Linked DNA regions of Homo sapiens: region 2 is linked to region 1. A link is a loop called in an ENCODE intact Hi-C map of the cell type or tissue named here. Cell type or tissue: Caco-2. All regions are shown on one strand. Each heading gives the region's core, and the rest is flanking DNA. Links, peaks and the distances in the headings are about the cores only. Region 1 has its middle 29 kb from the start of LINC00517. Region 2 has its middle 31 kb from the start of FOXA1.

Region 1 (12,982 bases), core at 2,055-10,054:
TCTCTTCCCAAGTGGCTACCATGACATGCCTATTCACTGCCACCTGATTTACAAGACCTTCCACAATCTGGTCACATCTCCCTGTTCAGCATGAGTTTCCCACTTCTCCTAACATATCTTTTAGAATAATATAATAGCTTCCTTTTATTGGGCACCGACATTGTCATAGTTTCTGTGCTAAGAGATGATATGAATCATATCTTGACTACTCACAACTCTGTGATGAGGTTATTAATTTGCTTCCAATATATAGATGAAGAAACTTAAGCTCAGGGAAGTTGAAGCAAGTAAGTGACTGGGCTGGAACTTAAGATGGGCATAACCCTGGAGCCTATTCTCTTTCCACTGGAACACACTGGCCTCCATGTCAGAGTTTCTCTTTAGTAGCCTTCCACTCATCCTGCCTGGAGCCCTCCTGTGTTCATGCTGTTCTCCTACCTGGAAGGCCTTCCAACCTCCACTTCTAGCAATTCACAACTGCCTACTCTTATTTCTGGACCCAGCCCAACTCTGCTTCTCCTAAGAAGCCACTCGAATAACTTTGACCCATGCTCTCCTCTCTCCTTTTAACTCTGGGAGGCAGCAAATCTCAGGCCAGGTTTGAACACTAGTTCAAAGACATAGTGCCCCAAGATGGCACTCACTTTCCGTGTCTCCACTTTCTCTTCTGTAAAATGGGGATAATAATCACCCCTACCCCACAGGATTGTTGTCACGGTAAAAGAGTTAATAGACATAGAGTGACTAATACAGAAGCTGTTGCATAGCAAGTGTGCAATAAATGTCATTGTTATTCAGTTTTACCCAATGATCACTTCATGATACGCTGTCCTATTCCTTAATCATGTATTCATCATGCATATATCTAATGTCTCTGACTAGAATGTCAGGTCTTCATGGGCAAGACTGTACCATATTTTTATCTTTACCCCAGAGGCACACAGGACCAGGCATGTTGTATACATTTAAAAATATCAAATTTTAACATTACAAAACTGGCCAATGCCAGAAAAAGAATGATGACTTCTTCTTCTCTTCCTCCTCCTCCTTCTCCTCCTCCTCCTCTTTCTTCTTTTTTTTATTATTATTATTATTTTTTTTTTGTATCAAAGGAACATCCAGTGATGATTTCGTTTTGGGAAACTCAGTAGGATGGCTTGTAAGTTCTATGCACGGAAGTGCTCTTGGGAAGAACTACCGTACAATACTGCTCTGGGCTCTGCTTGGTGCCTGAACAGATTTAAGTTTCAGAGATTCTGTACTGAGAGTGGGATGTGCAAAAATTTACACTGCTTTATGTTTCCAAAACCGATGTTAGCTTAGCTTTAGAGTCTTTATTTTCACTTAAGTTTACCCAGTCACTTCAAATTTAAACCTTTCATTTGAAATGATTCTCTCCCTCCCACTTCTTTTTCTCTCCTTCTTCACCAGGGTAGTCAAAGTTCCTAAGCCCAACCATGGCAAGGATGGAGTGAGAAATAGGCCATACATCTGGAGGTTTTTTCTAGCTCTGGGCTTTTAATGAGCTTGTGAATATGGCTCTCAGAGGTCAGTTTGTTATACGTGGCTCTGCAGAAAATAGAACATTTTAAACATCCTCAATATAGCCACTTTCTTTGTCTCTGATTTTCTTTCTAACCTCACTCAACTGTATTCATTCTGTAAACTCCATCCCCCAATACTAAGCACCTTGCTGTAAGGAAGTTACAGTTTACAGTAAATGAAAAAACCTCCAGCCTGGCTTACTTTTGCCACTAGCCATAAGAGAAACACATTTCTTTCTTGTTCACAGAAACACAAAACAGCACAAAAAAGGCACATGAAGAAATCCCACAGGAAAAGGCATCCAGAATATCTAAAGCAAACAACATATTTTACTGCATTTATTATCTTCCCAAGAAATGAAAGTGTGAGAGCCCTTAGATATCTGTCCGCAAAGAAAACATTTCTGTTCCACTAGAAATGCCCTACTAAGTTTGATGGTGCCCAGATACTGGTCTTCCTTCTACAAGTTCACCTGTTAAATGCTGTTTGTTCCTCAGAATGGGGTTCTGCATTCTTACTTCCACATTCACTGTTAAAAGGGAGCCTGGTTCAAGCAAGATTGGTGAGTGAAAAGGAAATGTAGAGAGAAATGACAGCTCCCTAAGAAGCAACACTTTTTTTCCCTAGAAAGTGACTTGAATCGACTTCAGTTGAAGAATAAATCATCCTCCAACTGCACCTGCTCTATTGATGGCTCACCGAGAGTTCTAGAAGAGCTCGGACACTCACTGATTGTGCAGGATTCTTAGAGTTACTACCTGTCATTGTGTGATTTTATTCCTGAAGCCTCTGGTGAGTTATATGGCATGTGCTTATGTAGGTGGAAATAGAAATGTATAAATCAGTATATGATCAGCCAGGTCTGAGAATTTTACAGCATCTTTTGACATATTGGAAGCAGACTAAAATTGCAAAAGCAGATTCTTGGCTTCAATCCGAAGCAATAGGTAGTGCTGTGATCAGAGAAGTGCTAAATGTAAGTTTGGAGAAACTTTTTTACAAAACACACACCAACACTGGTTTGTTTTCTGAGACTGGTCCTCTAGACTTCTTGGGATATCTCTGGGGACCCTGTTTGCTAGACCAAGCCACAAGCTCAGGTGGCCAGTCAATGTGTCCCATTGCAGCCTGGGTTCAGCTGCCCTTGGGACTTATAGCAAAGACAGATGTGAAATACTGCTACAGAAGGGCTAATTATGTAAAAAGTAGTTATGCGTGTTAAGAAAACTTTAATGTATTTCACTAAATAAACAATTTTTCAGTAATAGCCAAATATAGAACCCAAAAAAACAAAACCTAGTTACAGAGTAAAATCTTCCTGACTTATACTAAGTTTATTTTGACTCCTCTTTCTCACAGTCTCTGCATAATTGATTTAAAAGCAAATTGCATTTCTAATAATAGATTAGTGTTATTTTTCTTCTACTCTGCTGTAAGCCATAAAAGCAAACATGCCCACTTAATCCATTTTCAGAGTTTCTAAACAACCTGCCTACTCCTTCTCAAATAGTGTGAGTTCCCCCTTCTGAAGTAAAATTTTTGGGGGGCAAAGTCATATTTTGAAATTCTTCTTGTCAAAGCAGAATTCTGTCTTTGAACTCCCCTTTCCAATAATTCTATCCAGGCATGAACTGGTATCACTCTCTCTGCTTTATGCCTGGATAAAACTATCCTTATAGTTTATACACCAGAGGCTTGTTTTCAAAGAATGAGCATCATTTGCTATGGTGATAAATATACTCTGTAGAAAAACTTCAGACTACATTAAACCCATTTACTAAAGTTTTGGAGCAAGAGGGGGCTGGATGGCAGAGAGTGGAGGGGAGGACCTCTTTCAGGAAGTAGATGGAACATGGGTAGCCACAGTCTACAGTTCTGTGTTCTTGGGGCATGCAGAAGGAAGAGAATTAGTTGTCTTTTCTGGTCGGCTGGGAACAGGGGGATATGGTTTCAGAGCCTACACTCAACCCAAAGTCTGGCATGCCCATAAGTGATACCATGGCCCAGAGACTTAGGGTCAGCTTCAACCTGCATGAACAATAGCAAGTTTGGTGAGAATGAAAAAATTCTATCACATCATTTTCCCTGTGTTTAACTCTCCAGTGGCTCCCATTGTTCTTACAATAAGATCAACCACCAGCTAACTTCCAGGTGCCACTAAACCCTGCCCCATTTGGCCTCAATGTCCCTCACAGACTGTCTCCAGCTTGCGCTCGGCCACACTCCTTTTTCTGGTGCTCCCACTCAGCTCCTGCTCCTCTCAGGACTTTCTTGACTTAAATTGCTCTTTCCCACTCACCCCTCACCAACTCCAATATCCTTTAAGTCTCCATTTAAATGTCATTTTTTCATGGAAGCCAATTTAAACTTTCATCAGTTTCTCTTGATACAGTTGTTATGAAATCATAATTTGCTTAATCGCTGTCTTACACATTAGACTGGAATATCAATGAAAGTAGGAACCACGTCTACCCTGAATTCTCAGAACCAAACACATGTCTGGTCTATGGTGGGTGTTTAGTAAACCTTTGACAGTCAAATGCCTGAGAATGAATGAAGTTGTGCAAGAGAACATGGGGGAATACTTCATTAAGTAACATGTTGTGTTTCTAGCATTCTGAAAACCCTGCAGACTAATGTCTCCCAAATACCCAGTGCAGTTATATAAAAAGATTTTATAATTTATAAACAAAATAGAGACTGGGTGCTGTGGCTCATGCCTGGAATCCCAACACTTTGGGAGGCTGAAGCGGGAGGATCACTTGAGCGCAGGGGTTCAAGGTCAGCCTGAGCAACATTGGGAGAGGAGACCACATCTCTACTAAAAATTTAAAATTTATCTGGATGTGGTGGCACATGCCTGGGTGACAGAGCAAGACCATGTCACAACAAAATAAGACCCTCCAAAACCAAAATAGATCTTTTTTAAACTTATAGGATAAGTTTAGTCTATCTTCAAAGCCAAAATGACATTCCTATTAATTGTGGGAGGTAAAGGGGAAAAGATGCAGGAGGATTGAAATATTGTAGCACAATACACGTGCTATGCCTTCCTGCCATCTCAGCTTTTAATTTAGTGGATTTTTAAAATTTAGAATTCCAAGTATGGCACTTCCTGTTCTCTGTTATTGCAGACAGCCGTCCAGGCAGAAAAAAGCATCTGGACCAGAAATCATCATTACCAAGTGACAGAACTGGAACAGGTATTAGAGTGATCCAAGATAATTACTGAGTAGAAAAGATTGATCTCGACTGTTTCCTGAATGTAGCTGAGTTTGACCCAGAACAGTGCTTCTCAAACTTTAATGTGCATATGAATCACTTGGGATCTAGTTAAAATGCAGATTCTGATTCAATAAATATAGAGTGGGGCCTAGGGTTCTGCATTCCTAACAAGCTCCCAGGTAACAGACGGGACTAGTCAACATGGATTGGCACAGGTCAGAGGGCACAATCATGCCCAGACGCAAAGAATGTTCTTCACAGAAAGGAAGTGGTGGGGCCACGCCCAAAAGGGTGAACAGCAAAGCCCAGATGTCGCCAGCAGAGGGCAGCAGAGGGCAGGTTAAAGTGCACTGGATCCGGCCAAACTCAGCCCAAAGGCAGCTCCAAAATAGTTCACATCAGAGCATGCCTAAGAGGACAGGGGAAAAGCAGGCGCTGAGACCACCAGCGGCCTGAAGGGAGATGTTCACATGGATCGAATACACTCACTGGAGGGAGCACTTTGTGACAGCAGAAAGAACACCAATCCCGGGCAGGAGACCAAAGATCTAAGTCAAACACAACAAGAGAGCAGTACATTGGGGCCAGCCACTCACCATCAGCCTTGATTTCCTCATCAGTCAAACAAAGGGTGGTCGCTAATGAACGCTTCTAGTTTTCACGTTCTGCGTCAGTGGTTCTTGTTCAGACCTCGAGGAATCTGGAAGAGACCATGGAGAGACGGCTGGTCACCTGCCAGGGTGAGGCCTTTGGGAATGTGATGGGCAGGGAGTTGGTTTTGTTTGAAAGTCAGGGCTCAGTGGAGGCTTTTCTATTTTAATTATCATTTTCATTTGTTATCAAAGAATACGTGCACTTCGGACAAAAAGTCAGATAGGGAGGGGCCCGGTGCGGTGGCTCACGCCCGTAATAACAGCACTTTGGGAGGACGAGGCGGGTGGATCACTTGAGGCCAGAAATTTGAGACCAGCCTGGCCAACATGGTGAAACCACATCTCTACTAAAAGTACAAAAATTAGCCAGGCGTGGTGGTGTGTGCCTGTAATCCCAGCTACTCAGGAGGCTGAGGCAGGAGAATCACTTGAACCCGGGAGGCGGGGGTTGCAGTGAGCCAAGATCATGCCACTGCACTCCAGCCTGGGCGACAGAGCTAGACCCTGTCTAAAAAAATCAGATTGGACTAAAAGTCTTATAACCAAAACAACAGTCCCTTATCCCTCTTACATTCCTTATCTTTTTCCCCCAGAAACAATGTCTTCAAACTCTTTTACTGTTTTTCCTCCATTTTTTGCCTCCATATTCCTGAATAATATATACAATATAATCCTATTACTTGATTCATTAGCTATTGATTTTTACTACAGTGGATTAGGATAACAGTTCAATTATACTATCTTTTCCCCTTCAATATTCTCTAAACATAATTTGTCTTATTAATATATCTGGAGTCATATCTATATTCAGTTTCTGTATTTTGACTATGTACATATTATTCATTAAGTCAGGTAATATACTATGATTATATTTAATTTCTTATACAACTTTTTGTCTGTCCTGGAATTAATAATTGTCTTATTTTTTTCATATGCTTTGTTTAAACATCTGACTAAGTTTCCCATACCCTCCAACATGCTTCTATTGAAGACAGTTTTCTATAGAGGCATCTTTCAGATTATTCTTGCTTTCACCTGTTTTGCATTGGATCCCATACATCCTGAATACCATCCTTCCTTCTCCTAGTTTGCTTCCTCCTTTTAGTGGAGCATTTCCACCAGCAAGGCCCACCAGCCCTTCCACCAACACCTTGACAGTAATCAGGGTTGTCTAAGTCACAGGCTCTTGTAGATTTCTCAGGAAGAACTCATAGGATTGCCACTTCCTAAGTTTGGGCATGGTCATAAAGCATGTCTGAACTGTGTATGTGAAGGTAAGTTTGGCTGGATATAAACTCCTTAGCTGACATTTTCTTAAGTATTGTAATTATTATTCTGTTGTTCTCGGGCTAACATACTGCTCTTGGATGGTCTGATGAAAATTTTATTTATTTTCCCTAACACGTGAATTGTCCTCTTGCCTGGATACCCAAAGTGTCTTTTTTCTCTGTCTCTTTTAGGTCCAATGTTTACTAGAATATGTCTTGGTGTTGGTTTTCTGGGGAACAGTTTTCCCAAGTCATTCCTTTTAATATGAGACCTGACTTCATTTTTTTATTTCAGGAAAGTTTCCTCATATTACAGATTTTAGTATTTCTTGTGCTTCATTTATTTGCTTTTCTCCTTTGGGGGTTCCTATAGCATGTATATTGGATGTTCTTTGTTCTTTTATGTATCACTTTCTCTCAAACACTTTCTTTCCTTCATTTCTTGATTTTTAAAATTTTTTTCTTTTTTCCCTCTTCTATTTAAGACAATATTCATTGTGTTAATTAACTTTTACTTTCTTCCCAGTTTTATCGTTTCTAATTTTTTAAAAAGTTTTTTTTTTTTTATAAATTCTGTTGTCATTGAAATGATCCTTTTGCCCAATTCTCATTTCCGAGTTTTTTCTAATTCTTATTTCTGTTGTTCTTTCATAGTTTCTATCACTTTCTTAAATTTTTTAGCTTATTTTGAAACATCTGGTTATAATTGTCTTCTATTTCGGCATATTTCTCTAAATTCTTCATTGAATAGAGACATTTTCTGCTTTTTATTTTCCTTTTTGCATAACTTTGTATGCGATTCACCCACGATCCTTTTTCTGTTGCTCATTTTTCAGAAAGATGAGTTTTTCTCCACTTTTAGGAGAGAAGGATGTGTCTAGATCACTTTTCTAGGCCCATAGCTCTAGAATTACCTCTTTTGTTGTTTTTAAGGAGATAAATACATCCTGGCTTTCTGAGATGTTCCTTCTCTGCTCCCTCTCCCATTCTCACCGGAATTTCTCATTCTGTTGGTGTTGTTATTCCTATTGTCAGGTTGGATTCTATTCCCAGCAGTTTCTCCTCAGTGCAGGACTTTGCCTCTGAAGGGAGTTTGGGGTTTTTTGTTTCTGGAGTTCATGGGCCCCAGAATGCCCCAGATACATTCCCAATAATTGGAATCTCCAGCCCACATCACAGATTCAACTGAGACTCAGGTATGGAAACTCTAAATGCAGTAGTCTTTTTCCAGCATCTCACTGCAAAGCAGCAGAGTGTGGCGCTTAGTTTCCCACTGCTTGTACCACACACCCCTCCCGGAGATTTCTTGAGTATGTAACACCCTAAGAGGCAAAGTATGGACGGATGCAAGTGACAGTAGCATAATTTATGAATCTCCTTGAGTCTCCCTCCACATGACTGTCAGACCGCTATTAACCTTGTAAAAGTCTTTACATTTTTACCAGTATTATTTCAAAAACATACAGCTCATTGGACCCATGGTTTGAGGTTTTGTTCTAGTTTCTCTGGCAGAGTGTCTGAGCTTGAGGTGACTCTGCAAAGCTGGGCTTATACAACCAACTCTGAGCTTAGCTTCACCATTAGTAAACAAGGTAAACAATGCCCACCTCACAGAGCTACTGAAATGATAACAAAGTTGAAACATATGAAAGTACCTCCTTCATTTCACCTGATATATAAAAAACTATTTACAAACTGTAAAGTGATATGACACTGTATGTTATTTCAAATAGATTTATGAAATACGTGAAGCCCTATAATTTTATGTTTAACTGCATAATTTTCACTTAATATACAATATTAATAATTGTTTTCTTTTCCCACTAGAATGTTTGCTTCAGAAGAGCAGTGATTATTGTCTGATTTAGTTCGATGCTATATCCTCATTGCCTCAATGCCTATGATGTACCTGGCACATCATAGACATTCAATAAATACTGGATGAATGAGTTGTTTGTGCTAACTTTGCCTTAAAGCATATGATGCAACAAATAAAACAAATGGGCAAAAGTTAAATGGTTACTAGGTTGTTGTTGGATTGGGCCTGTGGAACAAGCTCTGCCAACTTATTTCTTTAGCATTTCAGTTTGCTTTGTATTCTTGCCTACAAGTGACACTGGCTCCCCTGCTGCAGCTAAGGGAATGAGCAACACCCGAAGTGCCAGAAACAGCTCCTGCAGAAAATGTGGCCACACCGACCTCCAAGTCTCTGTCCTCCAGGCCAAAATACAGAAGGCTTGAAACACCGTGGATAATGGCTGGGCAGAGAACAACGAACCGGACTGTCTTTCTCTCACAAGTGTTTATGGAAGTCTGGCAGTCCGTCTTTAAGTAAATAGATTTGTTTTAATGGAGCAATCTATCAAATAAGCAGGGCTGCTGAGAAGGGGGGAAGGAAGATACAGTGCTGCTCCCTCGCCCTTGGGAGCCATTTCTTTAAGGATAACAAATGCGAGTGAGGTAGTGATACTCAAAGCAGGAAAAATAATAGCCTGTGGCTTAGGATGGTCTCATCTAAACTCAACGTGTGGATGGGTTTTGTGTGTTTAAACAGGCAGCTCTGCATCTCAAAAACACGGAAGAAGGAGCAAACAGACGCAGAACCAATACCAGGAGGCTTCTAGTTAGTGGGTTTTGTAAGAGAAGGGTGGTACAATGAACAGATGAATGAGCAAAGGTTTAGTCTCTACAGGTTTTCTCCCTCTACTACTGGAGGGGGTGTCAAAAGTGCCAATTTGCTTGCCCACCACACAGTACTTGATAAATGAGTAACATATTTACAGCGTGAGATGCATGGGGCGGGGTGCCGGGTGCAGGGGCGGGACAGGGAGAAATTACCAAATATTCACATGAAGACTCATATTTTGGACTTTACTCACAATATTCGCAATGACACAGTGAAAGGGCCAGGTGTAGTTTAACCCTTTTAGTTTGTGCCAGAACTTTACATTCTTTGGAAAGAAGGGATTTAATGTAAACTACAGACACTTTAATCAAGTGGCTTTCTTCACATACCATGAAAGCATTTTGAAACATTCAAGTAAAAAAAAAATTCTTTTTTTCTGAAAATATAACCTCTTAAACACCAAGGATGCTGCCAGACCAAGTCCCATCAAGTAAAAGAGCACAATAAGAAGCTTAAAAAGGGTTAGGATTAGGTTACATTTGTATAAATAAGCCGGTTTTTGTTGTTCAGGTCTCAATCCTTAAATGATCCCATCTTGTGTGTGGAAGGTGTCTCCTCATTAAATTATACATTAATATTCTCAGCATGGGTCCCAGTGGGATCCAGAATTTCCCCAGGGCTCACCAATTGTTAGAGGCAAATAACTACATCAATAGCAATAATTCAAATTTTGCTCACCCATTGTCCCCACGTGCTGCAAGGCCCCTCACCCCAACCAGGTGTTCCTGAGCCCCCTGTGAGTGTCCCACTTATGCAGATGAGAAGCCCTTGCCTGCTTACTCCATAGGAGCACAGGTGCTGCTGCCCCACTGGCACCTTCTGAGGGATACAATTCCCAAATGCCATTCTTGCCCCTGTGCTATCCCCAGGCTCCCAAATGTGCAGAGTGCACTCGATTCCAAAAAAAAATGCACATCCCCTTCAAGGCGCATTGGGTCAGAGCCATGCAGGTCCTATGAGAAAAAGGCTAGAGGGCCTGTTATTCCAGCACCATGTCATAACATGTTTGTTCCTTGAGCTCCGAAACAGTCTTTTGCCCCACATTTCACAAAATCTTTTATGAAACCATTTTCATCTGCTTTTGCCTTCTGTGCCTCTCTCTGCCTGTCTCAGATCTAGACCAGGGCCCTGGGAATTGAATAAGCACCTCTCTTCCATTCCCCCAGACAGGTACAAAAGTCCTCTTTTCAAGATAAATGAAGTCCCCATGCAAATTAACTCTTCTGGGGCCTTCCCTACCATTTTGCTAAACATGCCCAGACATACTTGAACCTTAACAGTAGGTAGCATCTAATCCTGCCTCACTCTTGTATCTCACACCCAGGATCCAGTCCCTGTAAATTTTTTCTTCATAAAACTTTACTTTGACCCTTCCTTTCCTTCTCATCTGCCACCACCTTAATTCAAGCTTATCACTTTGCTCCTTGCTGCCTCCAAAGCCCATTAATTAGAATCAGTGCTCATTCATCCTAAAAGCTGCTACCAAAATAATAATCCTTAGACTCTGCCTTGAACACATAGACTGTTTGTAGTACTTTCCAACTTTCAATTGGCCATACGAGTTAGTTGTCATTTACTGGAGAGAGTAGTAGCCTCCAACTCTGTCAACCCACATTCAAACCTTAGCTCTGTGCTTGCATAACTTTAGGATACAATCACTGGCTTTAAGCCTAAATTTCATCATCTTTAAAATGTAATATTAATATCTGCCTCATAAGGCTATGTAAGAAAAAGATAATATGACATGTTTTTCAAATTTGAAAATACAAATGTAAGAGGTAATGTTGTAAGAAGTCCTCCATAATCTGGCCACCACCAACTTTTTCCATTTTTTCTCCAATTATTCCCATTCCCAGCCCTCCTCCCTAGCCTCATCAGTCTGTTTCTTGCCCTTTAAAGGAGTCTGTCACTTCTAGCTATTGCTAGTCATTGGAACAGATTAACCAAACTGTCAGTGGCTTAATACAAAAGTTTATTTATTGCTTACTTAAAACCCAAAACAGGTGTTCCTACTTGGCAGGTGGCTCTCCTACAATGGGTGGTTCAGGGATTCAGGATTCTTCCATCTTTCAGCTCTGCCATCCTTAACATATGACTTCTAGGGTCACTTCAAAAGGAGAGAGAACATGGAGAATCACACGTGGACGGTTGTTATAGGCACATATCAGAGCTCAGAGTCATATAACATCTAATGTAGTCCAGTGGGATATCCAGCAAGATGAGGACGGGTTTGGTGAACGGTTGGCTCCCTATGCAACCAGCCCAAACACACAACCACAATGTATTTTCCGGGATGTATTCCCAGATACACCCTTCAAATGCCAGCTAAGGCCTCCTTCCATTCATGAAGTCCTTCTGGAACAATCTAACTCATAATCTTATACTATAAACTCAAACTCCTAGCACATATTATACTATGCTCTGACTCATTGATCTCCTTTTTGTTAAATCACATACATTTCTAGATCTCTTTCTTCTCAGACTCTGAGATATTTAAATTTGATAGCATGCTTCTTGATGAAACACTTCCCTACATTAACACCCCTGAGTTTAGACTTTCTTCATTCTTCCCCTACGAGACCTATTTTTGGTTCAGTTTTTTCTTCCATTGAATAACTTTAAGAGTCTCCACTCCTCTAAAACTGGTCTTCCATTTGCTCTAACTGTAACCTCTACCCTGATGTCTTCCAAATCTGAATCCTGTCTCACAATCACTCATCCCTACTCCACAGCCACTATTCCAGCTATCTGCAGGATTTCTGTGGTAGCTCATCTCCACAGATCCAAGGATACCTACCGCTCCCTCCCCAGTGAACTACCCCTCTTTGAATCCATGCCCTGGGTATCCCTTACCCCTTCAATCTGGGGCCATCTGTTAATGTGTTAAGTGATAGAAGTGAGATGCTGTGGTTTCCAAAGCTGAAGGTCATAATAATCCATGATGCTTCCACCTAGGTCTCTCTGAATGCGCCCATTCTTGGAACACTCATTGTGTTGTGAGAAGCCCAAGATTCATGCGGGCATCTTGGTTGACAGCCCCACCCATGCTCCCAGCCAGCAGCAAGCAGCACATGCAAGCCATGTCAGTGAACCCAGCAGAGACTTCCAATGACTCTAGCCCCAGCCACCACTTGCCTGCAAGTGTGTGAGAAATCCTGAGGACAGCCCAGCTGAGTGAGTCCCCATCAACCCCTAGAACCATGAGAGATAATGCAAAATGTTTGTTATAAGCCACTAAGTTTTGGGATGGTTAGTTACACAGTAATAACATAACTTGGGTATCTAACCGTTCAGCTTGCCTACAAAATAGGTGTTCTCAGTAGATGCGTTTCTTAGTCAAATAGAAAAGAATTCAACCTTTTCAGGTAAAAGTCTTGACACCATTATTTCCCTTTCCTTCTTCTCTATTCTAACTTACCCACTAGACTGTAAGCCCCATCAGTCTAGAGACTGTGCCTGGTCCCATATCCCCAGCACATTTGCTAGTACATAATACTGACTCAATAAAGATTTTGTAAATAAATTACTGAATGAATTATTTTGGAAATTATTACTGAACCATAAAATTCACTTCTTAATAAAATTTCATGGATTCTCAGTAACAG
Region 2 (12,982 bases), core at 1,787-9,786, 310 kb after region 1:
GCAATTGAGACTGTGAAGCTCCAGAGTAGAAAAAAGAAATAGAATTGGGAATCAAAGATGTTCATAATACAAAGGTGTAGATATGACCCTCCTTCAAGTACTGAGGCTCTTGATGGAAGGATTCATGTTACTGAGCTTGTACAAGTAGAATGCCATTATTTCACTAACACCCAGAAAATAATCCATTGCTATAATTAGCACTTAATTGTGCTATGTAACATGAAATTCCTTACTATATCTTTTCAGAGGCAGCAAGTAAGAACAGGTAGAAGGCAATTTCCTGGGAAAAGTGGTCTATATTTACTGTCTCCATTTCTACATTTTTCATTTACCTCTCAGTTCACTGCAATCTGGATTTTTGTCTCTCATTTCAGCAGAAATCACTCTCATTAAAGTCACCAAGGGCTTCTTAATAGCCAGTCCCAATGGCACTTAGTTCAAACATCATCTCCTTTGGGAAACCTTCCTTAATGTCACAGAAAGAGCAAGACGCCCTTTTACCTGTTTTGATCCTATGTCTGTCATGGCACCTAACACAATGTATTACAATTATTTAAAGCTATGTGAATTCCCTTTCAACTGTGATTTCCATGAGGTCAGAGACTATGTCTTATTCAACTTTGTATCCCCAGCACCAGGTATGGTATTGCCTAAATAACTAAGAAATACGAACAATAAACCCCCCTCTATTGTCTCATTCAATCCTCTCTGCAGGATACACTTTTAGACAAAATACTGAAGACTCTTTTTTTTTTTTTTTTTTGAGACGGAGTTTCTCTTTGTCACCAGGCTGGAGTGCAGTGGCGCAATCAAGACTCACTGCAACCTTCGCCTCCTAGGTCCAAGCGATTCTCTTGCTTCAGCTTCCTAAGTAGCTTGGACTACAGGCACCCACCACCACATCCAGCTAATTTCTGTATTTTTAGTAGAGACAGGGTTTCACCATTTTGGCCAGGGTGATTCAAACTCCTGACCTCAGGTAATCCACCCGCCTTAGCCTCCCAAAGTGCTGCGATTACAAGCCTGAGCAACTACACCTGGCCAAGACAAAATACTGAAGATTTCTAAATATAATCAAAACACAAATTGTCCCAAGGACTTCCAAATAGAACTAGAATGGAAACATTTCCTCTGAGAGCATTACTTTTACCTTTCATTGTACTGTACATTATTTGTAAATTATTATATGATTAATATATATTGATAAAGCTCAGATGTTTTACAATCAGTCTCCTTATCTCCCTACCCCTCACCCATTGCCACAGTTTATTATCCATACTTCTCATGACTCTATCATGTTGTGATTTCATTGGGTAAGGACTATTTTGATTTAGCTAAACATTTTAAAGTGTCTCTTATAAGATTCAAAGATAAATAAGAATTGATAAAAATAAACAACTCTCATGAACAAACATTATTTATCTCTAATTTTATCTAACATGGTTTTCTCTAGTAATACAGCTAATGGTTAAGTAATATTCCTCATGATCAATAAAGAAATTCAGTGTTTTATTATTCTAATGTTTTGTCAAATATTTGCATCTTTGAAATTTAACATGGGAAGACCATTCTTGTCTATATTTTTTATAAACACACACACTATTAATCTCTTTTTCATCCAATTTTGCAAATGTTTTGGAATTTACCACCCTGGATACATATGACAGTTTAGAGTTAGTTTGGTTCTTTCTCTTCCTTTTGCTCCTTTATTGCTAAATTGTTTCTTCTCATCACCTGTAAAGCTCACACTTTTTATTATTTTCTTTAATTCTGGTTAACATTTGCCTATTCAACCTTATACTTACCTATCTTCACTTCTCCCATTATCTTGTTCATCTCTTATTTTGACCATTTTACTCCAGTGAAAGGTCTTCCTATGACCTTCCTATCATATGGTACAACTATCTATGAATAACTATACAGGCATCTACATATGCCATGAAGATAATCATCCAGATCATCCTTGGAAAAAATTGGGGACAGCATTTAGTAAGGCATCAAGACGAACAGGGCTGTCATCTTTTAAGAAAGTTTTATTTTTTTAAATCAAATTAGTATCTAATGCAGCACAAAGTCCAAGAGAACCAAAAACTTAGAGTCTAAGAGGTGAAGTATTCAAGTTGTCAGTCCATTATTACCCCATGTGAGTTTATAATTTCCATGAAGAAACTTGATATATATTATGAACTTAAATAACAATGATAGTATATAATCATGTGCTAACAAGTAGTAGGGACTAAGCTTCAATGATCATTATATGAGGGTTGCTTGGGGTGGAACTAATATAAATAGATGGAACTGAGGTGGGAAAACAATGATATCTTGATTTGATATTAACTTGTGATAAATGTCCCAGTCCCTTAAATGCATTATTTATATATATTCCATATTTTAAAAATATGTCTATCAAACTAATTGCAATATTACCATTTAAATAAAATATACTGTGAGATAATGAACTATGTGAGCAAAGGAATCTGTAAATGCTTTGTTCTAAAATTATTACTTTTGTTTTTGCTACAAAATTTTCAATTTAATAATGCTGAGGATAGTTATTTTGAGAGGGGTTACATACAAGTATATTTTAAAATTATGTTCAGTTTTTAAGAATAAATTATACTTAAACATATTTGAATTTAGTTTCTGATTTTTCTTTAATGTAACAAAAGTCAAGAAAGGAAAATCATTTGGATGATTACATGTTTGTTGGTAGACACTATTAAAACATATTAAGCATTTATATGAAGCAGTGTTTTTAAAATGTCAAATAAAAGTATTTTCTTTTTGAAATGCTTTCTTTGATGCTTATTAAACAACCAGGCTGTTATGCTGGGGCAGCAGTAATGGAGGTTCTGCTTTTGCTTTTGAAAAGGAGCGTTGGAGCATCTCTGGATTTTAGATACATAGGAAACCCTTACAAAGACTTTGCAAACAGACTGAAGGAAAACAGATCGAAAATTGGTCTTTCAACTAGTACCTCATTATTGTTCCTAGTGGAAATTTTTCTTACTTTTAATTCTTTTTTACTTCTAATAAGGTGTAAACTATGCATATATAACAATGTTTGCTAGCCAGAGAATCTTAGAGAAGATATGCAGGAAATAAAATTTTTAGGAAATAAAATATTCTTTACAATGTATCTTAAAACAACAAAATGAACAATGAAGATGTATAAACTGGCTGTGCATTTACTTAACTTAAAGGATATCAGAATTAATATATTACAAAAAAAATTCATTCTTAAAAGCAAAGTATAATTGTTTGCCACAATTATTTTAATATATTTCTTTCCCAGGATAAATTTTAAACTCAGGAAAGCAAGGACTGGAATTGGAAGGGTTAAAAAAACACGAAGCAACAGTAACTCCATTTAGATAAGGGGATAGAAGGGTGGAGCAAGGGAACAATACACTAAAGTACTTTTCTTTCACAGATCTTGGTTCAAATTAAGGTTAAATTCCAAAGGAGGATGTGTTTTCCCCATATGGAGTCTTAAAGGACATGCCTTTGTTTCCAGCTTCCCAGAGAAGATATATGTTAACACAAACAAAGCATTTCATAATAAATTTAACTTTTATAGAGTGACTAATGCCCTGTGGAGATAAGGCGGACTCTCAGTCACCTGTGTTTAATCCAGGCTGAAGAAATTATGCCAAGGGCACACTGACAAAACTTTATTTCTTCGGAGAAGATGGCAGTAACTTGGTAGGGAGCAGAAAGGGTCTTGGTTTTAAAAGTCTTGTTAGAATGACTCTCATTCTCACTGTGAACCCAGTTTAGCATTTATGTACTTTGGAAGGACAAAGAGGTGAGGTAAGCCTGCCAAAATTTGAATCTGTGTTTCTGGGAACCTGTTAGTAGGTCAACTGTTACAAATGTAAGAGGAACTGCAAAGGAGCGGTAAATACTAGAAATTTGGGAGTTGGCCTGCAAATAGCTTTATTAAAGCTTGCATACTGTTTCTTCTTCTAGATCTCAGGTCAGGTGACATGATATTTAAAATGTCACAGAGTATCACTATTTCTCGATCCAAACAGGCTTGGGTGCAGGTAGGGTGGGAGGTAGAACACCATGTAAAGAGACAACTGTTTTCTGCTAAAAATATTTGACAGTTAACAGACAGAAACGGAGATCTTTAAAATTTTACTTGGGATCTTGCTAACAATAATAATTTATTAATCTATCTCTTCCTCCTAAGAAAGACAAATGGTTTATTTATGAAAATAGTACTTTTCTTTCCCCTTTCCCTTGCTTTTATCTCTATGTTGTTATTAACTAGAGGCCTAATTATGAAGTCCTTATTCTTGAAAAATGTCACTGAATTTGTGGTTAGGTAAAGTCACTCATTGAATATACACATCCCCTTTCCATGTGCAAATTCTATTGACTTCAATTGAAGAGTAAAAGTTAGTGCTGTGACATGTGAGGAAGGAATTCCTTTTGAGAAAAGGAAACAATCTATTTGCATCAATCATATCAAACACACTTGACTATACATTATAAAATATTTGATTTATTTTTTATATTTATATATTCATCCTTGATGAAAGGCTTAGGCAATCTATATAAAATTTAAATAAAATAGAATACCAGTCTCCCTTTCTTCTCCACTCACTAAAAAATGGAGACACTGACAAAGAATAAACTTGATTTAGTTGCTATATGAGAATTTTTGTAACACTTTAGTTTATCAATCTGCAGGTCACTAATATTGATTCTAGACAAAATTAAGCATCGTCACTTATTTTATACTTCTCATTTCTTTATAGTGCTCAAGTTCCTTCTTGTGCTCTGAATAAGAAAAAATACCTTTCATCTTTTCATGTTAGCCAGTGGCTAAAAGAAGATAACTTTTCCGACTCTAGCCTACTAGACAAGGGTAATGAGGTTTCTCTTCTCAGGCTATGTAATGCCAAATCCAAATATCAGAAATTAATTAACTGTCCCAAATTTCAGAAATTAACTTCTCAGAGAGGAACACCACAAGGGGGCAGGTGAATCCAGGCTAGGTCCTAGGTAAGAGGGTCTCAGTATTGGGAATCCTGGTCAAAAGATAGGGAAAGGTTAGGTGAGAATTAGAAACAACTCTAAAGATAGTATTTCTTCATGAACATAAGCATTGGATCTGGATCACCCAAGTGCAATTTTATTTAGAACATCTAGAAGACATTAATTACAATACAGCAAGAAAATAAGTGAAAGATATCAAACCAATGTAAATAGTAACAGGTTGAAAGTGCTTACTATGTTTAAGAAGGCCAATGGGATAATTTTACCAAGAAAAAAAAGACTGTATGTGAGAAGAAATCCAAAATTTACTACAGAGCAATCGGGGTATGGTTTGAAGATAAATTACAACCAGATAGGCAAAGTAGCAAGTAATTAAAAGACGACATGAGAAGATATCTTTGCTTCAAGGTGATCTTAATAATGAACAATTTTGTAACAGAAGCATAAAGTTTGAATAGAGCTATGCTAGTTTTTTTTTTCTGAACACAAAAATTAAGAAATTAATCTGAGGCACTTTAGGAAAGAGAAAATCTGCTATTTAAAAAGATTAAAGAGTCTGTTTTGATTTTCATTAGAAATTAAACTTAGCCTACGAATAGGAGGCAAAAATTGATGTTTAAAAATTAGTTCTCCTAAACAAATATTTTAAAGTTGATACCAGATATCCCCTGTGAGAATGTCAATGACAGTATCTTCTATGGCCAACATATACACATACCTTCTGTGCAAAACAGCCAGGATGAATTCTGTTTGGCAAAGCTGGAAATTATCACCAGTTTCTCTTTTATACCTCACTAACAAAATACATTTAATTATTTGATGTGAATAGACAGTATATTATCTTTTATAGATTAATAAAATTAAGCACACAGAATAGTGTAGGTTAATGAAGTACACAAGTTTTGGCTGTTACTGGTAATTTCTATTTCATTTCCAATAGCAATTAGAATCTTTAAAATGAGCTCTTAAGTAGCTTCTTTTATTTATGATAAAATTAACTTCTTTTTTAGGCCTATACAATAATTTTTTATAATGACAATGTACAAGTCATTTCTTTTATTATAATTCTATTGATTGATGAGGTTATCTCAAAATACACTTCAGGGCAAGCCAGGTTTTAGAATGTGGGACTCCAAATTGATCAAACTTTCTGTTGTACCATGATATATTTTGGTTTATTGGTATCATAGGACTTAACACTAAACTAGTAAGCCTATTTTTAACGCAAAACTCTGGACTGAAATGTGAATGCCTATTCCTATTGTACTTTAACGAAGGCTATTTCTCTCCAAATTCACTCATTCTTCTCATTGTATGTATACACATATATAAACACATACATAATATAGACACATACACATAAACTTATGTGTACATACATACATGTTGCAGTCCATTGGTGATATTTTAGAGCACTCTTTCTCCTCTTTTCACTCTGTGAATTCTCTTCTCTTCCTTTACTCCAAGTACTTGCAAAGTCCTCATATGCTTTGTCACCTTAAGGACATGGAAGCAGCTTCTGCAATGCTTGAAATAATAATGCTTTGATTTGTTAATGTGAAAAGTTGGATGGCTTTTAAAAGCTGAACAGTCCAGGGCTATTTGCACATAGTAGACATTCAATAAATATTTGTTGATTTGATTTATTCTAGGGTAAAGAACTGAGTAACAACTCTTTTTGTCTTCACTGATGTGCTATGGTTGAGCCTGTGTACAAATCCATTTATGAGTAAATATTAATGGTCATGGTCAATGAAGATGTTTTAGAGAGAAAAAAATCTAGATCTACAGGCTGTTAGTAACAGCAGTGATTGGGAGCATGTTTAATAAAATAAGTAGTTCTAAAAGAATAGATGACAGACACTATAAAATAGGGGCTCACTAAAGAGCATTCTGAATAAATTATCTGGAAAGAAAGTGGCTATTCCAAGAGTTTTACATTTTTGTTTCCATATACTAAGGCAACGGACCTTTTCATTAAAAAAATTAGGGATAATATTTTGGTTGTAAAATTTAGTGAGCATATATAAGCTACATAATACTTCCTTTGGTAGATTCTCCTTTACAATAGTCACAAAAGTGTTAATGTGTGGTTTTACTGACAAATGAGAGGTCCTGAACATAGAGAATGAGAATTTGTCCCAAATTTCAAGCAATGTATAACTTTTAAGGAGTTAAACTCTATACTCCTATCATTCAAAAGAGCATAATTGATTTATTTCCCTTTCTGATCACCAACAGTAAAAACTGTTTCTGAACTTACAACATGTTAAATTTTGGCTCAAGGCAAATTTACAACAGCAAGGTTTATAATAAAATCTGTCAAAACATTAACCATGATGGCACAGGTTTCAGCTCTAAACAGCGCAGATAGGGAAGCAGTATGGCTGACAACCTGAACAGCTTAGGGATGGATGCACGTTTGCAATTCTAGCTCTCAAAATGCCTGCTTATGTCACATTATAAATGTTTTTCAATTCCTCTGTTCTCATTTTTCACAAATGTGAAGGTTTTACATAAAAGGACAATGTTTTAATTAAGTGGTTTCAAAGTGATTTAGAGATCCTAGAATTAAAGATATAATTCTAAGTAAAAAGTTATTAGCTAAGAGCACTTAGATGTTCAAGACAAGAGCTAGGAAGCAATAGCGTTTTCATTTCTTCTGTGATGAATCTCAAGAAAAATTAAGTATGAACTAAGATAGTATCTTAACCTTTTTGCTACTTTAAGGCAAATATGATTCATTTGGCCACATGCTAGCATTTGAGCAATATTCATCTATATAATTTTAATTTTTCAACATAGAAAACAATGCTGGAAGTTTTGGCTTCCTGTTCCTTCATGGTAAAAAAGCTATATTTCCTGGAAAATCACAAGCAAAATACAGTTACTCTTATCAAAAGTGAATCACTCTGCCAGCAGTCAATTATAATCAAGATAGTCAACTTTGTGTATGAGGTACATACTAGAAACAATATTGGAGAAGGACATACTATATTGAAAAATGTAATTTGATTAGCCACAGACAGAATAGATTTATGAGAAGAAAATCTTCTTTAAGGAACTTAAAGTGTGTTAATGTCATGGTCATACAAGTAAAATGCAGTGAATATTCTTTGCTTGAGTGTTTCAGAGAGTCTGATACAACTGACCTATTTGTTGAAGAATGGCAGGCATGTTTTTAAGCTTTAGGATCATCATTCAACATGATGTTACCTGATGAAAACTGGTGGAGACTGAATCAGAGACAAAATAATATTAGTAACCAAATATCAATTTTTGAAGCTGTAGTTTGGTAGGTAATATTCATGCACAATTTATTTTTGCTCCCAAATATCTTAAAATATGACTTGGGTATTGAAAGAATAATATAACCAGAGAGTAAAATGTCAAGAAAGTATATCAAAGTAATAAGAACTCATATAACTTTGGTTGTTTTTAGAAAATGAGGGACCACTGAATTTGAAATCATGATTTAAAGTACATGCAGCAACATCAGAGGACATCCAAACAATTTACACTGGTTTATACATTGTTTGCATTCTTCTCCTTGCCTGAATTTGGACAAGCAATGTAGTTATCACTATTGCTCAATAAGGATTTAAATGGCCTATTTTCTTCTCTGGAAATTTTGTATAAACTTTGTAGTCAACAAAATAAAACCAGACTTCAGTTCATCATGGAGTGAAATTTCAAACTTTGGACTGCACGGTACCAATATTTAACAGCTACACAAGAAGTTTGGATTAAAAGAACAAACCAAGGCTGGGTGTGGTGGCTCATGCCTGTAATCCCAGCACTTTGAGAGGCCAAGGCAGGAGGACTGCTTGAGTCCAGGAGTTTGAGACCAGCCTGGGCAATTTCAGAAGACCCTGTCTCTACAAAAAATTAAAAAAAGAAATGAGCCAGGCTGGTGGCACGTGCCTGCAGTCCCAGCTACTTGGGAGGCTGAGGGGAGAATCACTTGAGCCCAGGAATTTAGGGCTGCAGTGAGCTATGATCACACCACTGTACTCTAGCTTAGGTGACAGAGTAAGACCCTGTCTCAACAAAACCAAACAAAACAAAACACCCAAAACAAAAAACAAACCACAACAGACACACCACACACACACACACACACACACACACACACACCCAAACCAAAAAAATTAAACAACAACATCAAACAACCCCACAACAGCCCTTCACTTTAAATTGATTAATTAATTATGGTTAAACAGCTATAGTATTCAGGTAAATACAATGTTTTACCTGGTAATGTGCCAGGTGCTAGATAATTTGACATAATTATATATTTTAATATCACTGATATAGGAAAAATATTTAAATTTTAAACTTTTAATGTCATATTTTTAGAACGGCACATCATACAAATGTTTAGAAAGTTGAAATAGTTTGAAAATTTAGGGTTTCATCATTAAACAAGGATGATTATCCATCAAGTATTTACCTGTGCAAAGAAATCGGAACAAAACTGAATCTCTCATCTTCAGGAGCTTGCATTCTAATGGGAAATAGTAAAGGAATACTGAAACCAAGAGAAAACTTAATAACTGCCCTAATAGATGAAGAAAGAGCTATATGGCAAACAGAAGGGAGATTAACTACAACTTGGTGGTGGGGTGAGGGTGGGGAATTAGGGAAAGCTTCATGTAGGGGGTGGTACATAAGTGTTCCTGATGGATGAATTGGATTTAAAAAGTGAAGGTGGATTTGATTGAGTAGAGGGTTAAAAATGGCAAATGACTCAAACATTGAAAATATAGGGTAGGAACTGAAATGGAGAGTATGCCTGGAGTACACGGTCTCAGGTATTAGTATGTTATGAATAAAAGTCACTTTTATTAATTTTCTTGCCATTCATAAGAAAACAAAATGTAGCATAGAACTTTTATGTATAATGTGGGAAATTGGTTCTTTAAAAAAATGCAACATGAGCCCAGACAACTTTCCTAAAATATAAAGAAAATAATATCTGCAATATGTAACTAACTATATTCCTTGAAAAGTTGTTGCAATTTATAAAAGTATTTTATTTATAAAAGCAGAAACCAATTATTGCTGTGATATAATTGAAGCTTTAACTGAAACTTCTGATTTCAAAAGCTTTTCCTCACTTCTTTTTGACACCAATTACTTATTCATATTCCTACCTTCCTCTATGTCACCTAAATAAAATTACATAACTACTCTTTATAATATGATCACAGTTTAAGAAAAGATGCAAAAAGCAAATCCAATTTTGCAAAGTGCTAAGACTATAACATACTAAGACATTAGTAATCGGTGTACACATTTAGATAAAGTGTAATTCTTCAAAGAAATAACACTGAGATATTTTATGTCAAATTATATCATTGTTCAAAATATATTTGAATTTTCTCCCACAGAAGTATCTTCAGAACTGGTTTATGAGTTAGAGAAGAAATTCAGTCTCTTGTCTTTCAGTCACTTGGCTTTTAGTCTCAAGATAGTATAGTTAGAAGCAATATGAAGCTTAGCTATTTTAAAGAAAAATTTGTTCTTAGCAAGCCAAAGTGTACCTAATCTATATGGGTCTGAGAGACATTCTTTGTGACATTATCAGGAAGATCTCCCTAAGCAACAAAAAACATTGGCATGGAAGAAAAGGGCCACATGAGATAAAGTATACATGACTGGTGCATTTGGCAGTTCTCACCTTTTAAAAATATTATACAGTTATGGTTCCTCTATTTTAGGCAAAGTTCCTAAGTTTTAAAACAGGTATGCTTTTTGAAGTTTCTGCCACAGTATGTATGATTTTTGAAATGAAAGTTACTTCTTAATTTTTGTTAGTGCACTTTGGTTTATTTCTTTACTTTTCATATATATATTTTAAAGGCTACCTTTTAGGGAGCAGTTGGTCTAGGGAGGCAAGAGCATCTTAGTTGCATGAAGACATATAAATTATATAATCTTATTATAAAACCAAAAATGTTGATCGCTGCTGTTTTCTAAGTCTTGCTTTACATGGAGCCAGTGTTAAAAGTTCGTTAGCTAGAGCTTAACAACACAATGGCTTGAAGGAATGGAGTTACCACACAAGTGCTTAAATTCCATGCCGGATCCCTAGCTACAACGGAGAAGAAAGTTCAAACAACAAAAACAGAGTTGCAAGGTCTGAACTTGTGTGTCACGGATACCTCTTACTCATCACCAGGCAGCTCTTATTCAGGGCAACCAGGCCCTCCCAAGCAACATGGTTAATTGAATAAGGATTCTGAACCTTTTGGCTGCAGATAAACCAAAGTGGTACATGGCTCATAACTCAAACATTTCATTTTCGGCAGCTGTTAATTTTCTTGCCCAGGCTAATTTGGATTATTCAATCATTTTCTTTTCTTTAATGAAAAACTGCTTGTAGTTACTGGTGGGGACAAAGAGCTGCAATTATGGACCTTGGAAGGTAAATTTATTATCTGCTCATTTTAATCATGTATACAAGTGATACTAAATTCAGAACATTTTATTAGCAGTGCAGTTCTCTCTCTCTCTCTCTCTGTGTGTGTGTGTGTGTGCGTGTTTAGATTTAATAACATTCAACCATGACTACTGTTTCCTGCTATGATGGACCTGGTACCTCCTGCAGTAAGCAACTAAAAATGTTGGATAGAAAATGAAAAACATCTTTTCAAATTCATCAATATGTTGGCAGTCAATAAGTCAATAATACTCTGAGGCCCAAACCTAAGTAAAATGTAATCCTAAGTGGTAAGTAAAGCACAAAAGGCAGTTTTCATCTTGAAAGTGTTTGTCTTATGACAGGGGTAAAGTTGAGCTTGGGTTTTCAGGGCCTTGTAACGTAGCAGGGGACAAAGTACAAAGCCAGAATCCATCCGGGGAGAGAAATCTTGAACTCAGGCTATGAATGAAGGATTAACATGGATGAAATTGGAAATCATCATTCTCAGTAACTATCGCAAGAACAAAAAACCAAACACCGCATATTCTCACTCATAGGTGGGAACTGAACAAAGAGAACACATGGACACAGGAAGGGGAACATCACACTCTGGGGACTGTTGTGGGGTGGGGGGAGGGGAGAGGGATAGCATTGGGAGATATACCTAATGCTAGATGACAAGTTAGTGGGTGCAGCGCACCAGCATGGCACATGTATACATATGTAACTAACCTGCACATTGTGAACATGTACCCTAAAACTTAAAGTATAATAATAATTTTTAAAAAAATGAATGAAGGATTAAAAAAAATTTCCCCTATGAATTTTATAACCATAAGCTAGCTCTTCTGTGGATTTTCAACCCAAATTAACATTACCTAAGTGGCCTAATGAAAGTCAAATTAAGATTTAAAAGTGATCTAACATGTTTCCAAGTGACTGGCAGAAGCAAATGTAAAACTTTATGGAGGAACCCACCTTTAACACAGGCTTTGAAAAACTCCATAGAGAATAGTTCTAAGAAGATATAAGCTCACATTAATAAATCACCAAACATCTAAAGAAGTGAGGCAAAATAAAGATAGCTAGCAGAAATAATAGACAACAAAATCAGAGCAGCAAATTCTTGACATGTCAAAATTATAAGAAATTAAGTATGAAATACATGTTTAAAACATATAAGAAAATAAAAAATTAAAAATATGAGATAGGAACTCTAAAAATGATCAAATGCATTTGGAGATGAACAAAATATAACCTCTAGAAATGAAAATTATAATGAAATTTAAAACTCATTGGATTCCTGCTTTGAGACAGAACAGAATAGTTTGTGATAGACCAGTCCTCCTGCCAACAACAACTGGAAAAGCTGAATAAAGTACAAAAAACAGTATTTGTTTAAAAGTGTTGAAGAGGGTGTAAGATAAAGACTAATAGAGGGACTAAGATTTCAGAAAGGAGAACAACAGAGAGGTAAACTGATGATCTGCAGCCACTTTTCCCTTGGAGGCATTTGCTGGTTCTGGGTGAAGATGAGGGAATTGA

What was found. Hi-C counts contacts between places; a loop is a spot of excess contacts. Peaks named below come from ENCODE experiments on the same cell type or tissue, not always from the same donor. Only the 100,000 strongest peaks of a DNase experiment are listed, where the experiment ranks them.
Region 2: a loop joins it to region 1, with 11 times the contacts of the local background. A loop is called at or near these places in 2 of 110 quality-filtered maps.

What each region holds. Positions count from the first base shown.
Region 1 is chr14:37,866,948-37,879,929 of GRCh38, reverse strand. No RefSeq gene overlaps it. Among named protein-coding and RNA genes, the nearest start is that of LINC00517, 29 kb to the left of the region's middle. RefSeq lists a silencer at 4,991-5,050. In Caco-2, for the core only: a CTCF peak has its summit at 5,092 (motif pointing right); a DNase peak (open chromatin) is centred at 5,089.
Region 2 is chr14:37,557,774-37,570,755 of GRCh38, reverse strand. No RefSeq gene overlaps it. Among named protein-coding and RNA genes, the nearest start is that of FOXA1, 31 kb to the left of the region's middle. In Caco-2, for the core only: a CTCF peak has its summit at 4,964 (motif pointing right); a DNase peak (open chromatin) is centred at 4,995; H3K4me3 peaks cover 3,172 bases.